Linked DNA regions of Homo sapiens: all the other regions are linked to region 3. A link is an interaction called in ENCODE POLR2A ChIA-PET data of the cell type or tissue named here. Cell type or tissue: Caco-2. All regions are shown on one strand. Each heading gives the region's core, and the rest is flanking DNA. Links, peaks and the distances in the headings are about the cores only. Region 1 overlaps GK5 (glycerol kinase 5). Region 2 overlaps TFDP2 (transcription factor Dp-2). Region 3 has its middle 9.0 kb from the start of RNF7.

The links. Peaks named below come from ENCODE experiments on the same cell type or tissue, not always from the same donor. Only the 100,000 strongest peaks of a DNase experiment are listed, where the experiment ranks them.
Region 1: POLR2A ChIA-PET joins it to region 3 with 6 read pairs; 3 of 35 experiments call an interaction of 5 or more read pairs at or near these places.
Region 2: POLR2A ChIA-PET joins it to region 3 with 5 read pairs; 2 of 35 experiments call an interaction of 5 or more read pairs at or near these places.

The regions. Positions count from the first base shown.
Region 1 is chr3:142,159,482-142,167,936 of GRCh38, reverse strand. It overlaps GK5 (glycerol kinase 5), which reads left to right. Exons shown (of 16, transcript NM_001039547.3): 16 at 2,167-8,455. The coding sequence ends at 2,315. Among named protein-coding and RNA genes, the nearest start is that of TFDP2, 14 kb to the right of the region's middle. RefSeq lists an enhancer at 2,913-3,648. In Caco-2, for the core only: no CTCF peak of the experiment used is centred there; no DNase peak of the experiment used is centred there.
Region 2 is chr3:141,963,815-141,972,373 of GRCh38, reverse strand. It overlaps TFDP2 (transcription factor Dp-2), which reads left to right. Exons shown (of 13, transcript NM_001178139.2): 9 at 2,233-2,301; 10 at 8,411-8,559. Among named protein-coding and RNA genes, the nearest start is that of ATP1B3, 91 kb to the right of the region's middle. In Caco-2, for the core only: no CTCF peak of the experiment used is centred there; no DNase peak of the experiment used is centred there.
Region 3 is chr3:141,724,986-141,733,544 of GRCh38, reverse strand. No RefSeq gene overlaps it. Among named protein-coding and RNA genes, the nearest start is that of RNF7, 9.0 kb to the left of the region's middle. In Caco-2, for the core only: no CTCF peak of the experiment used is centred there; a DNase peak (open chromatin) is centred at 4,874.

The DNA of each region.
Region 1 (8,455 bases), core at 1-8,000, 430 kb before region 3:
AGGTTCAAGCGATTCACCTGCCTCAGCCTCCCAAGTAGCTGGGATTGCAGGCACCCGCCACCATGCCCAGCTAATTTTTGTATTTTTAGTAGAGATGGGGTTTCGCCATGTTGGCCAGGCTAGTGTCAAACTCCTGACCTCAGGTGATCCACTCGCTTTGGCATCCCAAAGTGCTGGGATCACAGGCGTGAGCCTCTGCGCCCAGCCCCACATGCAGGTTATTTTTATACATAACACAGTGACTTGAGTTTTATCTACATCATTATATTTAATTTCAGATATTTGCTTCTGTCTCAGAAATGTGAGACTATGTATATCCTCTGTATTTTATAAATTTACCCAGAAATTGGATTTGCTCTATACATACTTAATAAAATGTCTTAAAATATATATGTCTTAAAATGTAAACAATAAATTCTGGAAATGAGGATTTTAAGAAACACATTTATTTTCCTGACTAGATTTATCTAACTATAGTATACTGATGAAAACTATGTTTTTCTTTTAAAAACTTGTCTACATTAATACCTTTATTTATTTTTAATTAAAAATTTTTTTTTTTTGAGATGGAGTCTCACTCTGTAGCCCAAGCTGGAGTGCAGTGGTGCGATCTCGGGTCATTGCAACCTCCGCCTCCTGGGCTCAAGTGATTCTCGTGCTTCAGCCTCCTAAGTAGCTGAGACTATAGGCGCGTGCCACCACGCCCAGCTAATTTTTTATATTTTAGTAGAGACAGGGTTTCACCATATTGCCCAAGGTGATCTCAAACTCCTGACCTCAGATGATCTGCCCGCCTCGGCTTCCCAAAGTGCTGGGATTACAGGCATGAGCCACCACACCTGGCCTACATTAATACCTTTAAACATAGATGGTCTAAAATGTTGACTGTAAATAAAAAGAATATGACCTGACAAAATTTTAGAAAGGAGAATTTAATGTGTCAGTTTTATTGGTAAGAAAAAATGTACTTCATGAAGATTTGTAGACTTTTGGTACTTCAAAAGAGGTGTGATAGACCTCTCAGTAGGTGAAATGTGCCAAGCTTACTAATAAGATACCTGTATCATTTCAGACTACTTATGATCTTAGTTATAAATGTTCTCACCTGGTGCTGTGGCTCACACCTGTAATCCCAACACTTTGCGGGGCTGAGGAGGGCGGATCATTTGAGGCCAGGAGTTTGAGACCAGCCTGGCCAACATGGCGAAACCACGTCTCTACTAAAAGTACAAAAAATTAGCCGGGCGTGGTGGCACGTGCCTATGGTCCGAGCTACTCGAGAGGCCCAGGCAGGATAATTGCTTGAACCCGGGAGGTGGAGGTTGCAGTGAGCTGAGATCGCACCACTCTACTCCAGCCTGGGTGACAGAAAGAGACTCTGTCTCAAAAAAAAAAAGTTCTCTTGCTTTTTATTATATATCATATGATCCTTCCTTCAAAGAGCAGTCTATGCTAGAACTACAAAATTATCTTAAACTGGAATTTAAATAAATTATATAAAAGGCTATAGTTTGAAAGAGAAACTATTACATTAATCTCCAACTTTGAATTTTATGCATATTCCAGAAAGTTGACATTTACCTTAAGCTGTAAGACAAAAATCTTAATTTGTCTTCATTTATTGTAATTGCATAAAAAAGAAAATATCCTATTTCTTTCTCTTTTTTTTTCTTCTGTTTTTCTATTTTTAGAGACAGGGTCTTTCTCTGTTACTCAGGCTGGAGTGCAGTGATATAATCATAGCTCACTGCAGCCTTGAATTCCTAAGCAAGTGGTCTCCCCTCCTCAGTCTCCCAAAGCACTGGGATTGCAGGCATGAACCACTGTGCCTGGCCAGAAAATATACTGTTTTTCACTTGGGATTGTTTTAATAATAGCAAGTTATGAAATTAAATGATGGCATAGGGTAGCTGCTTTAGAAGTGATGTGGTGTCCCACCACACAGAAACTGAGCTGAAAGTTAGAAACCAAAAGACTTGAAAATACTGGTATAATTATTTTCAGGAATGATCGATCTAACAAAATTCAAAAGTAACAAAGTATTTTGGATTGTTTTAAAAATAGTTTTTGTTTACCTTTCTACCAGCAACTCGTATAGGTTTTTGGATAAACTTTATTGGACTCATGATTTGCCTTAAAATTTGAGGATAATTTTTTTATCTATAGGGTTTTGGACTGACAAGGAGGAACTAAAGAAACTGAGACAAAGTGAAGTGGTTTTCAAGCCACAGAAGAAATGTCAAGAATATGAAATGAGTCTGGAAAACTGGGCCAAAGCAGTGAAACGCTCCATGAATTGGTATAACAAGACATAACACTAAATGAAATGATCAAAACCATAGGTAGCTGGTTTATGTGACGTGCAGATGAGATGAAGCTCAGGGATAACCCATATGACAATGACTAAGAGGAGAAAATTTTAAATAAGCTTCATAACTTAAGAAGCATTGCTTTTAAAAAAACAAAACGGAACAAAAAACTCTTATTTTTTTCCCCTAAACCATGGTAAGGCAGCAATACCTCAAAACTTTATATCTTCTATTTTGTAGCAAATTCCAAAGGACATTAGTCATTTCCAACCACATTTTGACAGTTATGGGTCCTCTTCCTTTTTATACTGGGTCAGTGGTACATAGGAACATAATGATTTACCATCCAAGCTAATAGTTCTGGGTCAAGTACCATGCACATATTGTTCCAAAATTATGTGAAACGTATTTCTTTAATTCTTTAAGTGGGCTATTTGAAGTACATATAGCTAAAAAGAAAGAATAACTGAGAAAATGTGGAATTTTGAAACATTAATATTTTATGTTTAAAGCCATAATTTCCTAATATTATATCCAAATATGAGCTTAATATGTCCCTCTCAGATAAGCTTATGAGATAGTTAATGCTTTCCTTTACTGGTCTTAAAGACACTGCCTTAATTTTTCCTTGTTCAACCAAAATCTGAGCATTCTTTCTATGTTGAAAACACTGAAAAACTAATTTTAGTTAATGAACTAGAAAGAATATTGATTTTTAAGAAACAGAAAAATACTACTTATTTTCCTTCTCAAATAACGTTTCTTTCAAAAACTTCTGGCTGAAGTATAACATGCTGGTAGTTAACATAAATCTTGTCTTTCTCTTGTTCTTTATCTTTCTTTGTTATTTAGATGCTTGTATAAATGTCTTTTGTTTTTATTAAGTGCCTAATTGACAGAGCTTAATTTGAAGAAGTGCCCTAATTTATTGACCACTTAAGAATTGCCTTTATTGGGGTATTTTATTTGTTCCTGCGTCTTTTTGATGTTTGTTCAGTCTACTCATCCCTGTGAGTATGTGTGGGGGACAGCTGATAGAAGGGAGGAGAGTGTGTCTATGCTCAGGATTGCCCTTTAGCCACTCAGCCAGAGATCCACAGGGAGCAACAAGGACAGTTTCACATGCTTAGACTTTCTTGGAAGAAACAGTGAGGAGGAGTAAGTCGTGAGTAGTGTCAAGCTGGATGTAGAATTGTCCTAAGGCAGTTGACCCCACCTTCCAACATGTTTTCACTTTATTTGCCCCTCCCTACATTTGGGTTAGGTTCCATTTGGATTTGCAGCAATAATGACTTTATTTCTCTCTTGGTCAGGATTTGGCACATAAAATCCTTTTATTATAGAACTAGCTATTTTAGTTACATAGTAATGTAACTAATGGAGAGATTTATAGAGAATTTTGTTTTTGCTGTCATATATGTCCATTTTGGAGACAGATATGATAGAACTAGAAATTAAGTTGCATTTCTGCAAGTGCCATTTGAATGAACTTCAAGTATCTTCTTAATTATTAAATTTTCTGATGAAGGCATTGTAACAAATATATAGTATTATTAAATCTAATTAATATTTGGAAATATTAATAAATAGGTATTTTATTTACTGTAAAAAGTCAAACTTCATTATGTAGATAAATCTTATTCTTTTCATTCTTTCCCCTGTTTACATCCTTTTTACAAAGCTTAGTCACCAATTAAAGCTTTCCTATCAAAATCACATGGAAGCTGCTCTGTTGTTTTACTGTTACACATTCTGTTTCTCAGTGGGTGTAATTTTTTTTTCTTTTTCTTTTTTTGTAGAGACAGGGTCTTGCTGTGTTGCCCAGGGTAGTCTTTAATTCCTGGCCTCAAGTGATCCTCCCACCTTGGCCTCCCAAAGTGCTGGGATTGCAGCCGTGAACCACTGCACCCAGCCAATGGGTGTAATTTCATAGGAAATAATTCTTTTTGTCAGAATGTACTGAATTGTAATATTAATACCTGAAAATTTGTTAGTTCACTTCTTTTCCACGTTCTTCTTTCCCAACATATAACCACAAAATAAAGGATAAATACTTTGGGCTGTGTGCAGTGGCTCATGCCTGTAATCCCAGCACTTTGGCAGGCTGAAGTGGGCGGATCATTTGAGGTCAGGAGTCCAACCTGGTCAAACACGGTGAAACCCTGTCTCCACTAAAAATACAAAAATTAGCTGGATGTGGTGGTGCAAGCCTGTAATCCCAGCTACTCGGGAGGCTGAGGCAGGAGAATTGCTTGAATCTGGGGGGTGGAAGTTGCAGTGAGCCAAGATCATGCCACTGCACTGTAGCCTGGGCAACAGAGCGACACTGCGTCTCAAAAAAAAAAAAAAAGGATCAATACTTTTCAGATAATGTTGGAAAGTAACTTTGAATGTCCCTCATCGGAATTGAGCATCTCCTCAAGTGTCAGTGGCTATTTTTTTCTTCTGTGAATCTAAAAACTAATATTTTATTTTTAATATTTGTGGCCATTTTTAGTGATAAGACTTTAATAAATATTTTTGGACTTAACTAAAATCAGAAACATGACCACATTTGCTTTTGTGGTTGCAGAAACAGTTGATAAGATCAATTGAGCAACAAAATTGTCCTTTCTTTTTTTTTTTTTTTTTTGAGACATTGTCATGCTCTGTTGCCCAGGCTGGAGTGCAGTGGCATGATCTCGGCTCACTGCAACCTCCCTCTCCTGGGCTCAAGCAGTCCTCCTGCCTCAGCCTCCCAAGTAGCTGGGATTTCAGGTATACGTCACTACGCCCAGCTGATTTTTGTATTTTTAGTAGAGACAGGGTTTTACCATGTTGGCCAGGCTGGTCTCAAACTCCTGACCTTGTGACCCACCCACCTCGGCCTCCCAAAGTGCTAGGATTACAGGCGTGAGCCACCATGCCTGGCTTGTCCTTTCTGTCTTCCAAGTTTGTTTTTCATTTGTATGCTAATATTTGAAGTTTAGAAAAATTTGTGCTACTTCTCAGCATGTTTTATTTTCCCATTATAGATCTATCAGATATTTTTAGAAGGTCTGCAACTGTCTGATAAAGGAAGAGAATGTTCCTGTTCAATCTATCTTAAAGTGCTACTAATTGCTTTTATACTATAGACATACTGATTTTTTCATCTTTTTTATCCAACCATGGCATGGTTTCCTAATCTCAGCATTGACATTTTGGACTGGATAAATCTTTATTTTGGGATGCTATGCTGTACTTTATAGGATGTTTAGCAATATCCCTGACCTCTGCCCTCTAGCTACAAGTACCATCCCCCTAGTTGTTATGGCCAAAAATGTCTTCAAACATTGCCATTCTGAGAGGCAAAATTGCCCCCAGTTGAGAGCCACTGATACAGGCTGTTAGAAGAAAATCGAAGACTCAGTGAATATAGTGTCATACTCCTTTTCTTTCTGCCTCATTTTACCTTAGGAAATGGTTGTTAGCAAAAAAATTAGTTAATCGTATCTTGAAATAAATAGGGTATCTATTTTGCTGATTAATAAAGAAAAAATAAATCTCAGCTGGGCACAGTGGCTCACACCTGTAATCCTAGCACTTTGGGAGGCCAAGGCAGGCGGATCACTTCAGCTCAGGAGTTTGAGACCAGCCTGGGCAACCTGGCGAATCCCTATCTCTACAAAAAATACACAAATTAGCTGGGTGTGGTGACACACACATATAGTCCCAGCTAATTAGGGGGCTGAGGTGGGAAGATCACTTGAGCTCCAGGAGGTGGAGGCTGCAGTGAGCCAAGTTGGTGTCACTGTACTCTAGCCTGGGTGGCAAAGTGAGACCCTGTCTCAATCAATCAATCAATCAATCAATCAATATCTCATGCTGTAATTGTCTTCTGATGTTTTCATCCACCCAGCCCCACCTCTGCAGCCTTAATTACTGGAGTAGGTCCATGATTTCAGTGTAGGGTTAATGTATTCTGCAGATCATCTTTGATTTGACCTGCTTTTTTGCTTCCTTTTTATCTCTGAACAAAGGAGATCATCATTCTCTTTAATCTGCCTTCTGTGTAAATCTCTACCAGACTGGAAGCTCCCTGAAAGCAGAAACTGTCTGCTTCCCCAGAACTTAGCACTGTGCTTTCATGTATGTGGGATAAATTTTTACTTTGTTAGTGCAACTTTGTTTGTACACGTTATCCTTGATATTACATACATTTGTTGATGGGGGCAATTTATATTTGTTGTGAGTAAAATACTTTTTTGTTGGATTAAGAAGAACTATACTCTTCCCAGCACTTTGGGAGGCCAAGGAGGACGGATTACCTGAGGTTAGTAGCTTGAGACCAGCCTGACCAACATGGAGAAACCCCATCTCTATTAAAACTACAAAAAAATTAGCTGTGCGTTGTGGCACATGCCTGTAATCCCAGCTAGTCAGGAGGCTGAGGCAGGAGAACCGCTTGAACCCCTGAGGCAGAGGTTGCGGTTGAGCCGAGATCGCGCCATTGCACTCCAGCCTGGGCAACAAGAGTTAAACTCCATTTCAAAAAAACAAAAACAAAAACAAAAACAAAAAAACAAAAGAAGAACTACTCTGTAGTGAGAGCTAGAATCCTCATGTTGTTTATTTAAAATTTTTGGCCAAGTACAGTGGCTCATGCCTGTAATCCCAGCACTTTGGGAGGCTGAGGCCAGAGGATCACTTGAAGCCAGGAGTTCAGTTACAGCTTGGGCAGCAAAGTGAGACCTTGTCTCTACAAAAAAATTTTTTTTAAATTAGCCAGGTGTGGTGGTATGCCCCTGTAGTCCCAGCTACTCAGGAAACCGAAGCAGGAGAATCGCTTGAACACAGGAGTTTGAGGGTGCTATGAGCTATGATTGTGCCACTGCACTCCAGCCTGGGCAACAGGGCAAGGCCCTGTCTTAATAAAATAAAATAAAATTCTTAATATGTTTATATATTTGAAAAACTATTTGTGTAGAGACACATGTCTGTAAATACACATAGATATATTAACTTTTTAAGCTTTAATTGAAGCCTTTCTCTTCACAGGTTTTATATATTTGACTGCAGATGACTAACAGATTGAATTTTAAGAGTGCGAAACACTCTGGTGCTATAGGGAAGGAACTTCATAAATAGCCCCTCCTGTAAGGGACCAGTCTTTAATTTAAAACAGTCCAGCCCAGGAATCTTGCAAGAATTTTGTAATTATTTGAGGAGAGATGTAGATATACCCTGGAGTTCTTTGACTTTAAGTTATTCTAGAGTCATCCCAGAGATGGCCTAGAAGACTTGAATGTACCCCAAAGGATTCTGAATCCCTTTGGGAAATTTAGACTATGATTTTCAGTAAGAATTAAAAGCCCCAGGATAAGCGTGGTGGTTCACACCTGTAATCCCAGCAATTTGTGAGGCCAAGGCGGGAGGATCGCTTGAGCTCAGGAGTTCGAGACCAGCCTAGGCAACATAGTGAGACCCCACCCATCTCAATTTAAAAAAAGAGAGAAAAAGGCCAGGTGTAGTGGCTCACGCCTGTAATCCCAGCACTTTGGGAGGCCAAGGCGGGTGGATCACCTGAGGTCAGGAGTTCAAGACCAGCCTGATCAATATGGTGAAACCCCATCTCTACTAAAAATACAAAAATTAGCCAGTCCTGATGGCATGTGCCTGTGGTCCCAGCGACTTGGGAGGCTGAGACAGGAGAATTGCTTGAACCCGGGACGTGGAGGTTGCAGTGAGCCGAGATTGGGCCACTGCATTCCAGCCTGGGTGAGAGAGCGAGACTCTGTCTCAAAAAAAAAAAAGAGAGAGAGAGAGAGAGAGAGAGAAAGCCCCAAACATACCTTGGGCCTTTACAACCTACTTGGTCCCAGAATCGTCTTATTGTAAACCCAAAGCCAGGTCTTCTGGTTCGAACCAGTCAAAATGGGTAATCTAAAAAAGTTAAATAGATGATTCAAAATCGTGTTGGTGGTTTTTTCTTTTTAAATCCCCTTTCCAAGTAAAAGGAATCTTTTTTTTTTTTTTAAGTTTTGAAGCCTCATAGCCATAAATATTTTGGCACCAGCATCTATTGGCACCTAAGTCATTGGCTGTATCATATTCCCATGGGACCCTTGTTCCTAGAGGAATGCAGGAATGATCTTGGAGTGGGAAGGACAGAAACAGGTGCTTGC
Region 2 (8,559 bases), core at 430-8,429, 240 kb before region 3:
GGTTGGAAATAAAATTAACAGGTAGGGAAGGAAATGGAATGGGGGAGGCGGATTAGAGATGGTCTGAGTTACGGCAGCGGCCATGAGATTGGAGAGGTGTTTTAGAGGTACAATCAGTGCAGCTTGACCTGGTTGGATGAGGGACAGGTAAGGGGCCTGGCTTGTCAGAGCTTCTGATAAAGGGATGCTCCTACAACATCTTTTCAAATGCAGAACGCCACACAGATTTTACAGTGAATCTTAAGTAATTTAAAAGTAAAACGTGGTGGATAGAGGAACCATGAATGGAAACTGCTAGTATAGACTAGACTGGATGTGGAGCAAGTAAGAGATAATCTGCTGGAGCAGACAAGAAAAATGTCTTATTTGATGATTGAAAGACAAAATTGTAACAAATTTAGTTTAAAGATCTTAATTGCCTTTTATTTGTGATTCTAGAATCTGGCAACACCTCACTAGTAAGTAGAATGAGTATTCCTATAAGCTGAGCAGAAGAGGTTGAACATTCTTCAGTGTTTTAAAGATAGAGAAGCAGCAAAGGCGGATAGAGGCAGAAACAGAACAAAAAGCAGACTGGACATATCAATGTCACTTTCCTTGTAAGGGTAAAATAGAGAAGACTCTCTTATGCCAGCTGCAACTGGCCTGTTTGGGTAGTTTGCTATTCTCTTTCTCTCCTGATTTCCTAGGTCAGATAAACAACTCAGTTTTGGCCTGGTGGCATTTCAGCATGAGTGACTCCATTTTTGTTTGGTCTGTTGAGCTTAGTGCAGGAGCTCAGTCCAAACCAATGGGCTCCTATAAATTTTCTTTTTTTTTTTGTTGAGTTGGAGACTTGCTCTGTCACCCAGGCTGGAGTTCAGTGGCGCAATCTTCGGCTCACTGCAACCTCCGCCTCCCGGGTTCGAGCAATTCTCCTGCCTCAGCCTCCCGAGTAGCTGGGATTACAGGCGCCTGCCAACACGCCTGGCTAATTTTTTTTTTTTTTTTTTTTTTTTTAGTAGAGACGAGGTTTCACCTTATTGGCCAGGCTGGTCTCTTGGCCAGGCTGGTCTCGAACTCCTGACCTTGTGATCCGCCCACCTCGGCCTCCCAAAGTGCTGGGATTACAGGCTGAGCCACCGCGCCTGGCCATAACTTTTCTTAATAAATGTCATTGGCTTTTGCCCAAGGAGACAGTGAGGAACTCAACTGCAAGGAAGTTCAGACCCTAATGTCTGTTTTCTCTGAGTAGTTATCAGATTGAGAAAAAAAGCAGTAGTTTGAAGCTGGAAAATTTGTCCAATAAGCATGTTTCTTTTTTTTTTTTTCTTTTTGAGACAGGGTCTTGCTTTGTTGTCCAGGCTGGAGTGCAGTGGCATGATCTTGGCTCACTGCAATCTCTGCCTCCCAAGTTCAAGCAATTCTCGTGTCTCAGCCTCCCAATTAGCTGGGACTACAGATGCGCGCCACCACACCTGGCTTTTGTATTTTTTGTAGAGATAGGGTTTCGCCATGTTGGCCAGACTGGTCTCAAACTCCTGATCTCAAGTGATTCTCCCCCCTCGGCCTCCCAAAGTGTTGGGATTACAGGCGTGAGCCACCACACCCAGCCTACCATGATGTGTGAGATATCTGTATTATCAGCTGTCCTCATTGGAGAGTCAGCTAAGCTGGAATTGTAAATAAGATCTTGCCTTATTCTTAGAGGAGTAATATAACAAAGTAATTAATAATAGAGTCCCTGTAACCAGAGGATTTAGGTTCAAATCTTGGCTCTTGCCATTCACTAGCTGCGTGACCTTGGGTAGTTACTTAAGCCCTCTATGCCTCCGTTCCCTTCGATGCAAAGTGGATAACAACAGGACTTAACTCATAAGGTTTTTGTGAAGGTGAATTAAGATAATGTGTGTAAAATGCTTACTTTTGTGTTGGCAGATAGAGTGAGTATAAACTAAGTGGTACTATTACTTTGATTAGAACTTGAATAATAATTGCAACAAGTACTGCTAACAAGTATTCATTAAGTGTATGATTTCATTTTTAATGACAGTTGCCACAGATCTGATGTTGTGTCTACTTGTTCACTCCAGCCCCTGCCCCCTACAAAGATATGATTTGTCTTTATTCATATTGTTAAAATGGGTTCAGTTTCTCTAGGGAAAATTGTTATCTCAGAATAGGGACCTGGAAAGTGAACGATATTTTATAGTCTACCTATGTTCATATTATTTTGTAACCAATGTTTTAAAGATAGAGAAGCAGAGGCGGATAGAACGGATAAAGCAGAAGCGGGCCCAGCTGCAAGAACTTCTCCTACAGGTAAAGATACCGAGATGTTTTCATTACCTTCCCTGTTTCTCCACTTGCTGCCTTTTGGAGTCAGTGTGTTTTCTAATTGTGGTGCCTCTGAGTGGTGTGTGGTGAGCCCACGCCAGGGCAGCCTCTCTCACCTCCTAGCTTGTTGCCATCCACGTGCTCTGCCTTAAGATGGTCCCATCTGTTGCCATCATCTCAGCTCCACAGTAGCTTCCCTGCCCTGTGTGTGACTTACGCCAGGCAGCAGTTCACTGTTGACACTCAGGCCTCTCTAAACATAAACTGTCAGGGGTCTTTTTGTGTTTGTTTATTTTAGCCCGAATTTGGAATATCCACTAGTGAAGCTAGTTAAATTTTAGGTGCTTCAAGTACAGTAATCAAATCTGCCTGTAATACTTAATTTTATCAGTAAATGACAGAATGGCATGAAATAGTTCAGTAAGATTTTTGTTGTTGTTGTTTTTTGAGACTGAGTCTCACTCTTTCGCCAGGCTGGAGTGCAGTGGTGCGATCTTGGCTCACTGTAACCTCTGCCTCCCGGGTTCAAGCCATTCTCTGCCTCAGCCTCCCAAGTAGCTGGGATTACAAGTACCCGCCACCATGCCTGGCTAGTTTTTTCGTATTTTTAGTAGAGACGGGGTTTCACCATCTTGGCCAGGCTGGTCTTGAACTCCTGACTTTGTGATCCACCCGCCTCAGCCTCCCAAAGTGCTGGGGTTACAGGCATGAGCCACCACACTGGGTCTGTTTCAGTAAGATTTATAGAAATACCAAAATTTAGGCCGGTTATATATATATATATCTCATATATATGAGATATATATATGTTATATATATATATATCTCATATATATGAGATATATATATATGTTATATATATATATCTCATATATATGAGATATATATATATGTTATATATATATCTCATATATATGGGATATATATGTTATATATATATCTCATATATATGAGATATATATATATGTTATATATATATATCTCATATATATGAGATATATATGTTATATATATATCTATATATGAGATATATGTTATATATATATCTATATATATGAGATATATGTTATATATATCTATATATATGAGATATATATGTGTTATATATATCTATATATATGAGATATATATGTGTTATATATATCTATATATATGAGATATATATGTGTTATATATATCTATATATATGAGATATATATGTTATATATATCTATATATATGAGATATATATGTGTTATATATATCTATATATGAGATATATATGTGTTATATATATCTATATATGAGATATATATGTTATATATATCTATATATGAGATATATATGTGTTATATATATCTATATATGAGATATATATGTGTTATATATATCTATATATGAGATATATATGTGTTATATATATCTATATATGAGATATATATGTGTTATATATATCTATATATGAGATATATATGTTATATATATCTATATATGAGATATATATGTTATATATATCTATATATATGAGATATATATATGTTATATATATCTATATATATGAGATATATATGTTATATATATCTATATATGAGATATATATATGTTATATATATATCTATATATGAGATATATATGTTATATATATCTATATATGAGATATATATGTTATATATATGATATATATGTTATATATATGAGATATATGTTATATATGAGATATATGTTATATATAGTTATATATTATATATATTATATGTTATATATAGTTATATATATTATATATTATATATATTGTTATATATTATATATAATTATATATAATATATAATATATAAATAATAATGTTTTGTTTGAAGAGAATATTGTGCAGCTTTAAAAAAAAAAAAAGCTGAAACTGACAGTTTATTCCTATGCTCCTGCCTGTAGAATTCTACCAAACACTCCTCCTTGAACTCCTGTGCTGCCATCTTCTTCCCCCCGGCAGCCTCTCTGTTGTCCCTGTCCCTGCACAGTTATCTGCAGTATCCCCTAAGAGCTCATGCCCCAAACCCTGTGCTGGGGCCCTCCTGGAATTTCTTCAAAACCATGGAACATTTTGGAGCTTAATTTTTTTGGCACGTTATTTTTAAAAACCTGTTTATCAGCATGCCAACAGTCATCTGCCTATCAGAAAGAATGGTGCTGGGCAAGATCACCCTCATGTGTGTAGGACTTTCCTGTCTCTAGATGCCTGATGCAAAGAATGAAACCATATTTTTTCCCTGCTTACCTCTGTACCATGAACATTGTTTTTTTATTTTTTAAAGTCTTGAACTTCTTTTCCTCTACTGTCTCTCAAACCAAATATTTGTAGAAGAGTTCCACCCAGGGGCAACATGGCTGTCAACATTCATAGAAACAGGTCTCTCTAAACATTAAAGTGAAACCCAAAGTATAACTGAAATCAACTTGTGGTCTTCTGGTAAACTTAAAACTTATTTCCAAAGGCCGGATGTGGTGGCTCACGCATGTAATCCCAGCACTTTGGGAGGCGGAGACGGGCAGATCACCTGAGTTCAGGAGTTCGAGACCAGCCTGACCAACATGGAGAAACCCCGTCTCTACTAAAAATACAAAAAATTAGCCAGGCATGGTGGCGCATGCCTGTAATCTCAGCTACTTGGGAGGCTAAGGCAGGATAATCTCTTGAACCTGGGAGGCAGAGGTTGCAGTGAGCTGAGATCGCCCCACTGCACCCTAGCCTGGGCAACAAGAGCGAAACTCTGTCTCAAAAAAAAAAAAAACAAAAAACTTATTTCCTCCTAGCATTTCAGTTTTTTTCCTTTCATCAAATAAATTAAGTTGTCATAGAAAGTAAATTAAGCAGCCAGGCACAGTGGCTTACTCCTGTCATCCCAGCACTTGGGGAGGCCGAGGTGGGCAGATCACGAGGTCAGGAGTTTGAGACCAGCCTGACAAACATGGTGAAACCCCGTCTCTACTAAAAATAAAAAAATTAGCCAGGCATGGTGGTGCACACCTGAAATCTCAGGTACTCAGGAGGCTGAGGCAAGAGATTCACTTGAACCCGGGAGGCGGAGGTTGCAGTGAGCCGAGATTGCACCACTGCACTCCAGCCTGGGCAACAGAGCAAGACTCTGTCTTTTTTTTTTTTTTTTTTTTAATAAGTAATCCATTTGCTGTGGCTAAGCTCACTTGATTTTTTTTTATAAGCTCATGTCACAACTCACTCATGTCACATGACACAGGTAACTATTACCTCCTTGCTACCACCTCTCTTTTATTTTTGGTAATGTAGAAGAATGGAGTGAGTAAAGCAAACCTGTAGATAATCCCAATATCCTACTTTTATCTCTATAATTGCCCTTTCCAGCCCTTAAACCTTTTCCATAATAAACGCATAGGAAAATGAATGAACACACTTAAAGCTGTTCAGCCTCTGGAATAGATGTTAATGAGTTTGAAAAAGAACAAAAGGCCAAAGGAAATCAATCAAAGGGCAACAAATAAGTCAGTTCAAAATAAGTGAATTATTTTTCCTTTTACTATCCAAAATAACATTATATGGTATATGAAATTTGTGACAGTGTTAAAAAAAACATTATTATGACCAGGTGCAGTGGCTCATGTCTGTAATCCCAGCACTTTGGGAGGCCGAGGTGGGCAGATCACAAGGTCAGGAGTTCGAGACCAGCCTGGCCAATATGGTAAAACCCCGCCTCTACTAAAAATGCAAAAATTAGCCAGGCATGGTGGCGGGTGCCTGTAGTCCCGGCTACTCGGGAGGCTGAAGCAGGAAAATCATTTGAACCTGGGAGGCGGAGGTTGCAGTGAGCTGAGATCGTGCCACTGTACTCCAGCCTGGGCAACAGAGTGAGACTCCGTCTCAAAAAAATAATAATAAATAATAATAATAAAAACATTATGTTTTTACTGCTCTCTTCACTTGAAAAACCATTGATACTATTAAATGTACACAGCATTAAATAGTGAATCACAAATACATAAGGGCCATTAGTTATCACTGCTTATATTCCCCCATATACCAGGGTCCTCTTGTGGCACTAGGGACAGACACCAAGTTAGGCAAAGTGTAGGAACAGCTCTTGAGATGTGTATTCTAGTAAAAGGGAAGAGAAGCTATGCAGGAGTATTTAAGCATGTAATTCTTTTTCTCAGTTCCACAGTTTAATCATAATTTTTCCTCATTATTAAAGGAATTAAGCAATGAATTCGTTTTTTAGCAACAGAAAATAATGAAATGTAACCTCAATAATGTTTGGTAATGATATTGATAGTGCTAGTTATTGATAGTGATTTTTGGACACACTTAGGTCTACAATAAATTGGTGTTCATTATTTTTTGTGCTTTTCAAAGAGTAAATCTTCCCCTTTTGGGGAGATAGCACTCAGCCATTTTAAGATAATAGTAATCTTTTCTTTTCTTTTCTTTTTTCCTTTCCTTTCCTTTCCTTTCCTTTCCTTCCCCTTTCCTTCCCCTTCCCCTTCCCCTTCCCCTCCCCCTTCCCCTTCCCCTCCCTTCTCTTCCCTTCTTTTCTTTCCTTTTTTTCTTTTCTTTTTCTTCTTGAGAAAGGGCTCTGTTGCCCAGGTTGGAATGTAGTGGCACAGTCATAGCTCACTGCATCCTCCAACTCCTAGGCTCAAGAGAACTTCCCACTTCGGCCTCCCAAAGTGCTGAGATTACAGGTGTGAGCTACCATGCCTGGCCAATAATAGTAATCTTACTGAAACTTTAGTTAAGGTCCAGAACCTGAAATAAACAATACTGATCATAAGATTGCTAAAATGTAAAAAATAAATTTATCACTACTGGGTGACAAGATTATAACAAGCTAATGAAGGGGAATGAATGGCTCTGACTTGAGGAACTTTTAAAACGTTATCTGTTTCTTGAGCAGATGAAAAACTTGAACTGCATACAGTCTTTCTAGCTGTGAAATTCTATCGTACATTTACCTTATTAAAAAAAGGGAGATCACTTGTTTGTTTGTTGGTTGGTTTTTCTCAGACAGAGTTTTGCTCTTGTTGCCCAGGCTGGAGTGCAGTGGTGCAATCTCGGCTTACTGCAGCCTCCGTCTAAAAGGGAGATCACTTTCTTTGGCTTTTGAGTAATGGTTATAACTAAAAGTAGCGGCAAGATCCAGTAAAAAAATTTAGGCCTTGATGTATCTTATAATTAGTGCTGAGCCTCAGTTACCTCATCTGGAAATGTCTGGTTGGGGAAGGCTGGGGCTGGATTCCAAACTGTGCCCAGAGGCTGCTGAGAAGTTCTGTGGAGGTGCCTTAGAAACCATGTGGCTGTGCTTGAGGGCAGAGATGGCAGAGCTTAGGACCTGGCCTCACTGCAGCCAGCCTCAACAGCACCACTTCCATCTGTTTTACATGAGTTTTTTTTTGTTTTGTTTTGAGACAGGGTCTCATTCTGTCACCCAGGCTGGAATGGAGTGGTATGATCTCTGCTCACAGCAAATTCTGCCTCCTGGATTCAAACAATCCTCCCACCTCAGCCTCCTGGGTAGCTGGGACTATAGGCACATACCACCATGCCCAGCTAGTTTTTGTATTTTTTGTAGAGATAGGGTTTTGCCATGTTGCCCAGGTTGGCCTTAAACTCCTGGACTCAAGCAATCAACCTGCTTTGGCCTCCCAAAGTGTTGGGATTACAGGCGTGAGCCACTGTGCCCAGCCTCCCTCGAGATTTTATTTGAAGAAACAATTTTGTGCCTTTAAAATGTTTGCATATCCCTGGGCTACACATCCTAAAGTTTGGGGGCATATTTGACCCCAAACTGTCAGGAGTCTATGTTAGATAAATGGTATCACCCTTGCTGTGTCATTTGCTGAAGAGTTCCAGGTGCCTACTGGTTCTTTCCCAGATTGTGAGGTCCTGTTTCTATGGATGATGGAAAAATGTATTTATTGAGTTGGATCATTCTTTCTTAAATGTTTAATTTTTTAAATTAATTCATTAGTGCAGGCGGGATGTCTCTTTAAACTCTAATTTTAAACTATATTTAAAGGTATTATCTTAATTCTTTTAAATTCCAACTCACTTATGCACAATTGACCATATTGTTTTTATTGATCATTACAGCAAATCGCTTTCAAAAACCTGGTACAGAGAAATCGACAAAATGAGCAGCAAAACCAGGGCCCGCCGGCTCTGAACTCTACCATTCAGCTGCCATTCATAATCATCAATACAAGCAGAAAAACAGTCATAGATTGCAGCATCTCCAGTGA
Region 3 (8,559 bases), core at 112-8,111:
TGGCACCAGGTCACACAGCAAGCAAAGGGCGCTGTTACAGATGTTTAACAAGCTCATCATAATTTATTGAACAATTTTAAGTTTTTAAAAATTGACAGCTCACAAATGATAAAAACAGTGAAACAGGAATACAATAAAAACCCAAGTACCATTAATAGACTCTCCAGAAATTCCTGTATATGCACAAGCAGACACACAATGCATCAATTTAAAATTTTTTTAAATTGTGGTAAAATTTGCGTAACACTTACCATCTTAACCATTTTAAGTGTACAGTTCAGGAGTGTTTAGTATGTTCACAGTGTTGTGCAAACAATCTCCAGAACTTTTTCATCTTGCAAAACTGAAACTCTGTACCTATTAAACAATAACTCCCTCCTCACACGTACTCCCAACCACCATTCTACTTTCTGTCTCTGATTTTGACTACTGTAAGTATCTAAGTGGAGGCATGCAGTATTTGTCTTTTTGTGACTGACTTATTCACTTAGCATAATATCCTTAAAGGTTTATCCATGTCGTAGCATGTGTCAGAATTTCCTTCGTTTTTAAGGCCGAGTAATATTCCATTTTATGTATATATCACATTTAATTTATCCAGTCATCTCTCCATGGACATTTGGGTTACTTCCACCTTTGATTTATTGTAAATGATGCTGCTTTGAACATGGTGTTCAAATATCTCTTAATGACGCTACATTCAATTCTTTTAGATGTATACACACAAGTGAAATTGCTGGATTATACTATGTCAATTCATTTTTGTATGAATTTTTCACATATACTATTCTCTCACCTGTTTTTAAAAATGGTGTTACTTGGATACTTTTCCATATAAGCACTTATGTATCCACATTATTCTTTCAATGACTGCATAGTATTCTACCACACACATTTACTGTGATTTATTCCCCTGAAACTCTTTGAGAAAAATTTAGTTATTTCCCACGTAAAATAAAGAGTGCTGCAGTGAACATCCTCATACATATTTCCTTGCACACATGTGACAGTAAACAAATTTCTAAAAGTAGAATGGCCGAGTCAAAAGCTATGTATTTTTCATTTTAATAAACACTGCCAAAAGACCCGCTAAAGGGGTATTCTGATTTTACACTCCTACCCAGTGGATACGTGTGGCAAATTTCAAAAAAGGTCTTTTTGACTTTTATTTTCATTTTTTTTTTTTTTTTTGACGGAGTCTCACTCTTTTGCCAGGCTGGAGTGCAGTGGCATGATCTCAGCTCACTGCAACTTCCAACTCCCTGGTTCAAGCTGTTCTCCTGCCTCAGCCTCCTGAGTAGCTGAGATTACAGGCATGGGCCACCACGACCAGCTAGTTTTTGTATTTTTAGTAGAGATGGGGTTTCACCATGTTGGCCAAGATGGTCTCGATCTCCTGACCTCGTGATCGGCCCACCTCGGCCTCCCAAAGTGCTGGGATTACAGGCGTGAGCCACGGTGCCCACCCAGTCTATTTTCATTTCTTTTAAGCAGGAACAGTTCTCAGGAGCTCTCACATATTGGATACATCAGTTCTGGTAAATTTGTTACATTGATCTTGTTACTCTATGGCCTTTCTTATCCTGCTTAATGACACATATTTTTCCAAGTCATATACTTTATTGTTGTTCACTTTTAATGCAAGAAAATCTTGTCTTTTTTTTTTTTTTTTTTGGAGACGGAGTTTTGCTATAGTCACCCAGGCTGGAGTGCAATGGCGTGATCTCAGCTCACTGCAACTTCCGCCTCCCGGGTTCAAGTGATTCTCCTGCCTAAGCCTCCCGAGTAGCTGGTATTACAGGCATGTGCCACCACGCCTGGCTAATTTTTGTATTATTAGTAGGGACAGGGATTCACCATGTTGGCCAGGATGGTGTTGAACTCTTGACCTCAGGTGATCCACCCGCCTCGGCCTCCCAAAATGCTGGGATTACAGGCGTGAGCCACCGTGCCTGGCCGAAGATCTTGTCTTCTTAGCTAGATCCTAAGACCCTGGAGAGTGGAGCTAATTTACTATACCATTCTTACCCTACAGTTAGTTTGATTCCAGAAACTTGCTAGCACTTGTTAAATTTGTAGATAGAATGAATGAAGTTTTCGTTTTTTATTTTTACTTCAAAGTGAAGAGGTCTTCAGTCTTCTTTTTTTCATTTCTTTCCTATGTTTCTTGTGTGGTTGTCATAGATGAAATAACTGGCACCACTCAATTCTAACATCCACAATAACAGCAGCAATAATAAGAGCCACTCATATTTATTTTTGAGTGTATAATATGAACAAGGCATTGTTCTCATTGTTCTAAAATGCTTGACATGTGTGGTCTCATTCAATGCTCACCAATTGAGATAGGCGCTACTCTTTTTTTTTTTTTTTTTGAGATAGGGTCTCACTTCCTCACCCAGACTGGAGTGCAGTGGTGCAATTATAGCTCACTGAAGTGTTATCCTCCTGGGCTTAAGCAATCCTCCTGCCTCAGCCTCTCAAATAGCGAGGCCTACGGGCACATGCCACCACAGCTGGCTAATTTTTAAATTTTTTGTAGAGATAGGGGGTCTCACTATGTTGCTCAGGCTGGTCTTGAAGTCCTGGCTTCAAGCGATCCTTTTGTCTCAGCCTCCCAAATTGCTGGGATTACAGGCATGAGCCATTGCACCCAGCCCTGCTACTCTTAACTATGTCTTACATAAGAGGAAACTGAGGAGCATGAGGTGAACTGACTTGCCCAGGCTCAGTACCTGGAAAGCGGCAGTTCCTCCATAGAGACTTCTGGTTCATCTAACTGCCTAGGCCATGCTCTTCATCCTGCACCATAATTGTTGTGGCATATAAAACTCAACTCACCCACTGTCATCTGTATATCAATCAACCACACCTCTTCCATTTCTCACGGGGCTATGTGGCATCTTCAGGGTGGGGCAGAGGAATTAAAAGTTTCCTCATTTGGCTGGGAGCTGTGGCTCACGCCTGTAATCCCAGCACTTTGGGAGGCCAAGGCAGGTGGATCACCTGAGGTCAGGAGTTCGACACCAGCCTGGCCAACATGGTGAAACCCTGTCTCTACTAATAATACAAAAAATCAGCTGGGCATGGTGGTGCGCGCCTATAATCCCAGCTACTCAGAAGGCTGAGGCAGGAGAATCACTTGAACCTAGGAGGCAGAGGTTGCAGTGAGCCAAGACTGCGCCACTGCACTCCAGCCTGGGCAACAGAGCAAGACCCTGTCTTAAAAAAAAAAAAGTTTCCTCATTTAGGGAGGATCCTCATTTTTAGGGATGGTGTCTTTTAGGAAGTGGTTATTATTTCCAAGCATTCTTATTGTTCCCAACTATAGGTATATTTATGAAAGAGGATTCTTTCTTTTTTAGATAAAAGTATGATTTCCTTCAACTTATAAATTTCATATGCAGGAGAGATGAAGCCTCAGAGAATTGCGTCTTTTTTTACTAAGGCCTACTTGTGAAACCCACATTTTAGAAAATGACAAGTGTGATGGGATCATCACAAGACAGGATTATCACATGACTTTAAACTTTCATACAATAATCATCAAATTTGAGAACTTCAAAGGGACTTGGTTACAGTGAAAAATATTACTATAGAATAAGCAATATCTATCCGGGTGTATCTGCTTGGCCATGGAAATAGATGACATCCATATGGAAATATAGCACCTATATTCAGTTTTTAGTCTGTGAAATAATAAACAGGCAATCATAAATTATAGAAAAAAGGGAGTTCAACTTCTTACAGTAGAGAATAAACATATATAAAGCATTACCTCCTAAGAGGTAGCACAGCCTTCATAAAGAGTTTAGGTAAATTTAAAAGTAAATTTATCTTTTCAGATCCACAATAGGCTAGCAGCAACTAGGATTTGGGTAGGGGTGGGAATTAAAGAGGGGAGGCCCAGTCTGTGCCAATCTTTGAGGAAACTGTTGTTCTCTTACTTACTTGTCTCTTGGTTCAATCATCATCCATCAGATTGGAATGATGGTTTAGGGGAGCGTGACCTAGAACCTAAATTCTCATATAATCAAATGCAAAACCTGCAGCTGATGGTGCTGTCTGCCCCAAGGGCCCAGGCTCCACACAGCACTCCCTGGTGGCTGCTCCTCACTGACACAGACGTCCAAGAACTTACCTTTTTCTTCTTTTTATGCATAGTGTTAGACTTCTTGCTATTTTTCCAAATTGATCTGAAGGTATCTGAAGAGATCTGGGGAGTGACTGTAATTTTTAAGACCGGTAGTTTACCTGCACGGGGAAAGAACATAATCATAAATAGGTAGGATATCTCACAACTACATTAGAGGGAGTGGGTCTTAGGCTTCTGAGAGAGGCATTCTCCCACATTCTTATTAGCCGAGTGACTTTCCTCTGACCTCATACCTCTTCCTTATACCTTCTTGGTGCGAGTGATGCTGACAATTAATTTACCTCTGAAGTAACTTCTTACACTTGTCCTGTCTTTCCCATTCTCACTGTCATGTCTTTTACCTGGATGATAGAGTAGCCTCCTAACCAGTTTTCCTAATCCCAAACTTCCCCAACCCCAAGCCCATCCTGGACCCTGCTTCCAGATTAATCATCTGAAAGCAACATTCTGATCTTCTCATTACCAGCTCTAATACCATTACTGGCCCTCTTTCTTTAGTAGACATCTCTTGTTTCCGCCTACCCAGCTTCCATTTCAGCTTCTTTCTGCAACAGCACTTTGAGTTTGTTTTAGGGTTCCACTCCCCTGCCCTCCAGGGTATGCACGTAGCCCAGGGATGTCTAGTGTATTTCATCTCCCTGGCACAGTGATTGGTTAACAGGTGTGCATGTGACTCATGGTCCTCCAGTGAAAGTCCAAAGAAGAGCTCCTTCTTGAGATTATTAACCAGGCAGAATGTAACCCTCTGGCTAATGCTGCTCAACTTGCCCCCATGTGGGAAAGAGCCTGCCTGAGAGTAAAGTCAACACAGCAGCAGAACTCCCAGGAGATGGAGGTGGGCGGCGTTATGTGAACCCTTGATTTCAGCTGGACTTTAAGCTAGAACCACCCTGGACTTACAGGAGTCAACAGATTTGCTTTTGTACTTAAGTCAGTTTGAATCGGTTTTGTATCACTTGAAACCCAGAGTTCTCACTGATTTTCCTATAAAATAAAGACTCAAATCCCTAATGTGTTATTACAGAGCCTGTGTCAACCCCTCCTCCATATTCTTTCCCATGGAACTCTCCCTTCTCCTCCTTCCTGCTTCTCATTTAGCCATACAGCTAGGTCCTGCTTATAAGGCCGGAGGTGCCTAACACTACAGTTTCTGGAGGCCAGGCTTCTCCAGGGAGAGGCCAAAAGCAGAAGGGAAAACAAGAAATACAGTTGAGAGGAAAAACAAGAACTTTAGAAAATAGTACTGAATTTCAGCTCCAGAGGGTAAATTGAGGTTGAAGTATGAAAATGCTTGTACAAGTATGAGGTCAAATCAGGCTGGGCACAGGAAAGAGCAGTGGAAGGCAAGGTGGATGAATATGGAAAGGAACCTGGAGGTGTAAGACAATGTGGTTTAGAATGTCACAACTTGAGGCCGGGCGCAGTAATCCCAGCACTTTGGGAGGCCGAGGTGGGCGGATCACCTGTGGTTGGGAGTTTGAGACCAGCCTCACCAATGTGGAGAAACCCCGTCTCTACTAAAAATACAAAATTAGCCAGGCATGGTGGTGCATGCCTGTGATCCCAGCTATTTGGGAGGCAGGAGAATTGCTTGAACCCAGGAGGCGGAGGTTGCAGTGAGCCAAGATCACACCATTGCACTCCAGCTTGGGCAACAAGAACGAAACTGTCTCAAAAAAAAAAAAAAAAAAAAAAAAGAATGAGCCAGAAATCAGATACTAGCACTTCCTCCTTGTCCTTTCTTCTCCTTCTTCTGGTCTGGAATGGAGAGGAGAGGTCACAGGTGTGGGAGCCACCTTGCAGCCATGAGGATAAGGGCCACTTGCTGAGGTGATGGTGGAGAAGGAGAGAAGGAATCTGGGACGTTGATGATGTGGTGCAGTAGCTGTACCTGCCCAGTCGTCTTCCACCTGTGTAGGGCACTGTAGCTGGTTCTGTTACCTGTAGCCAAACACTATCTCTATATGATGCAGTATTTAATCGGAAACAGGTATAAATCCTGGCCAAGGAGAAAAACAAAGCTCGGAGTTAGAAATATAGAGGACAGGTCCAAAGCAGGGGAAGGCAAAGTCTTCAGTAGGAAAACAAAGGTCAAAGTCTTGACCACTGAGGCAAGGAGGGAGTGTGGGATGCACGGCGCAGGCTGTGAGGTGTTTCATATGCTACAGACCATTTGAAATGGGGCCAGGAGTGTGGAATGGAGACCAGCTGAGACCTCAGAGGATTCATGTGTCGCCTAAGCTCACAAAAGACTGTTATGTTTCCTGGATGCCACACTTTCGGTCATCCTTTCTACTTATTTTCCACTTATAAAATTCTACTCATTCTTCAATGAAGCATATCCCAAGTGTTTGAGACTTCCTCTTCTTTTGAGGAAACTAAGATGATTTAAGCCAGCATTAGGTATTGACCTGGAGTTATATAACAACAAATTACATGGTGAGAAAGCTAGGCACTTTTCAATTCTCTCTTTAAAAATATTTTTGGCTGGGTGCAGTGGCTAGTGGCTTATGCCTGCAATCCTAGCACTTTGGGTTTCAGGAGTTCAAGACCAGCCTGGGAAAAATGGCAAGACCTAACCTCTACAAAAAATTTAAAATTAGCCAGGCATGGTGGCACATGCCTGTAGTCCTAACTACTTGGGAGGCTGAGGTAGGACGATCACTTGAGCCCAGAAGTTCAAGGATACAGTGAGCTAAGATCATGCCACTGGACTCCAGCCTGGGCAACAGACCAATTTATTTTCTTTCTTTTCTTTTCTTTTCTTCTTTTCTTTTCTTTCTTTTTTTTCTTTCTTTCTTCTTCTTTCCTTCCTTCCCTCCTTCCTTCCTTCCCTCCCTCCTTCCTTTCTTTCTTTCTCTCTCTCATTCTCTCTTCTCTTTCCTTCCTTCCTTCTTTCCCCCTCCCCCTCCCCTCCCCTCCCCCTCCCTCTCTTCTTCTTCTTCTTCTTCTTCTTCCTCTTCCTCTTGTTCTTCTTCTTGTAGAGATGGGGTCTCCCTAGGTTGCCCAGGCTGGTATCGAACTCCTGGGCTCAAGTGATCCTCCCACCTTGGCCTCCCAAAGTGCTGGGATTACAGGTGTAGGCCACTGCACGTGGCCCCAAGTTCTCTTCTGCAGAGGCAGCCACTTTCAACTTATTCAGCAGTTTTTCATGATATTTACTGCCTGATTTTAAACAAAGTGCTTATTATATTATTTCTTGATATTTCCATTTAAAATTTTACATATTGACTTTTGTAACTTCCTCTCACCAAGCCTCCCAATAAAGATATATCACAATTTTTAGTTAAATCAACACTTGGTGTATTCATTGGTATATTTTTGTACATATTTCATTGTATATCTGTCTTTTGTCTAAGTTAATAATTGCCTGTTTTGTCATTTGCAGAGTTTTCTGTGTACTTATTCTAAATATTTTCCCACAGGTTTCTGTCATTTCAAATATACTTATCAATATTTCTTTCAAAACACCTAAGTATCTATTTTTTATTTTTGTATTTTTAGTAGAGATGCGGGTTTCATCATGTTGGCCAGGCTGGTCTTGAACTCCTGACCTCAGTTGACAAAATACTTAAGTATTTCACATGCTCTATAAGTTCAGTTTTTAACCAAGTCTTTCTCCTTTACAAAGTCTTCTACTTTTCTGCTCCAATTTGGATTTACCTCAACCATCATCTGGGACTCCCTTTTTTACTGTCCTATATTGGGCCTTCCGATTTCTGAACTTGGCGTTCTTTGTTTTTGTGGTTTATTTTATTTTATTTTTATTTATTTATTTTTTTGAGACAGTCTCATTCTATTGCCCAGGCTGGAGTGCAGTGGTGCGATCTCGGCCCATTGCAACCTCCGCCTCCTCGGTTCAAGTGATTCTCCTGCCTCAGCCTCCTGAGTAGCTGGGCTTACAGGTGTTTACCACCATGCCTGGCTAATTTTGTATTTTTAATAGAGAGGGGGGTTTCGCCAAGTTGGCCAGGCTGGTCTCGAACTCCTGACCTCAAGTGATCTGCCTGCCTCAGCCTCCCAAAGTGCAGGGATTACAGGCATGAGCCACTGCGCCTGGCTTGTCTTCCTGGTTTATTTTCTCATTTTGCTCAAGCATGTTCTTTGGAAGTTTCTTAAGAATAGACTCAGAGGAGGCAAATGTTTGGAATGTTTGCATGTTGAAAACATCTTTATTTTGGCCTCATACATGGTTAGAAGTTGGGAAGGTATAGACTTCTCATAGAATTGTCACAGTAGCACTTTGTTGCCCCTAGCTTCTAGTTACGAAGTCTGATGTCATTCTAATTCCCAGTCCTTTGGATGCAAATTGTTTTCTTTTAGTTAGCTGTTAGGATCCCCTTTTTATTCCTAGTGCTCTGAATGCCATCATGATATACTTTTTGTATTTCCCTGTGCTGGAC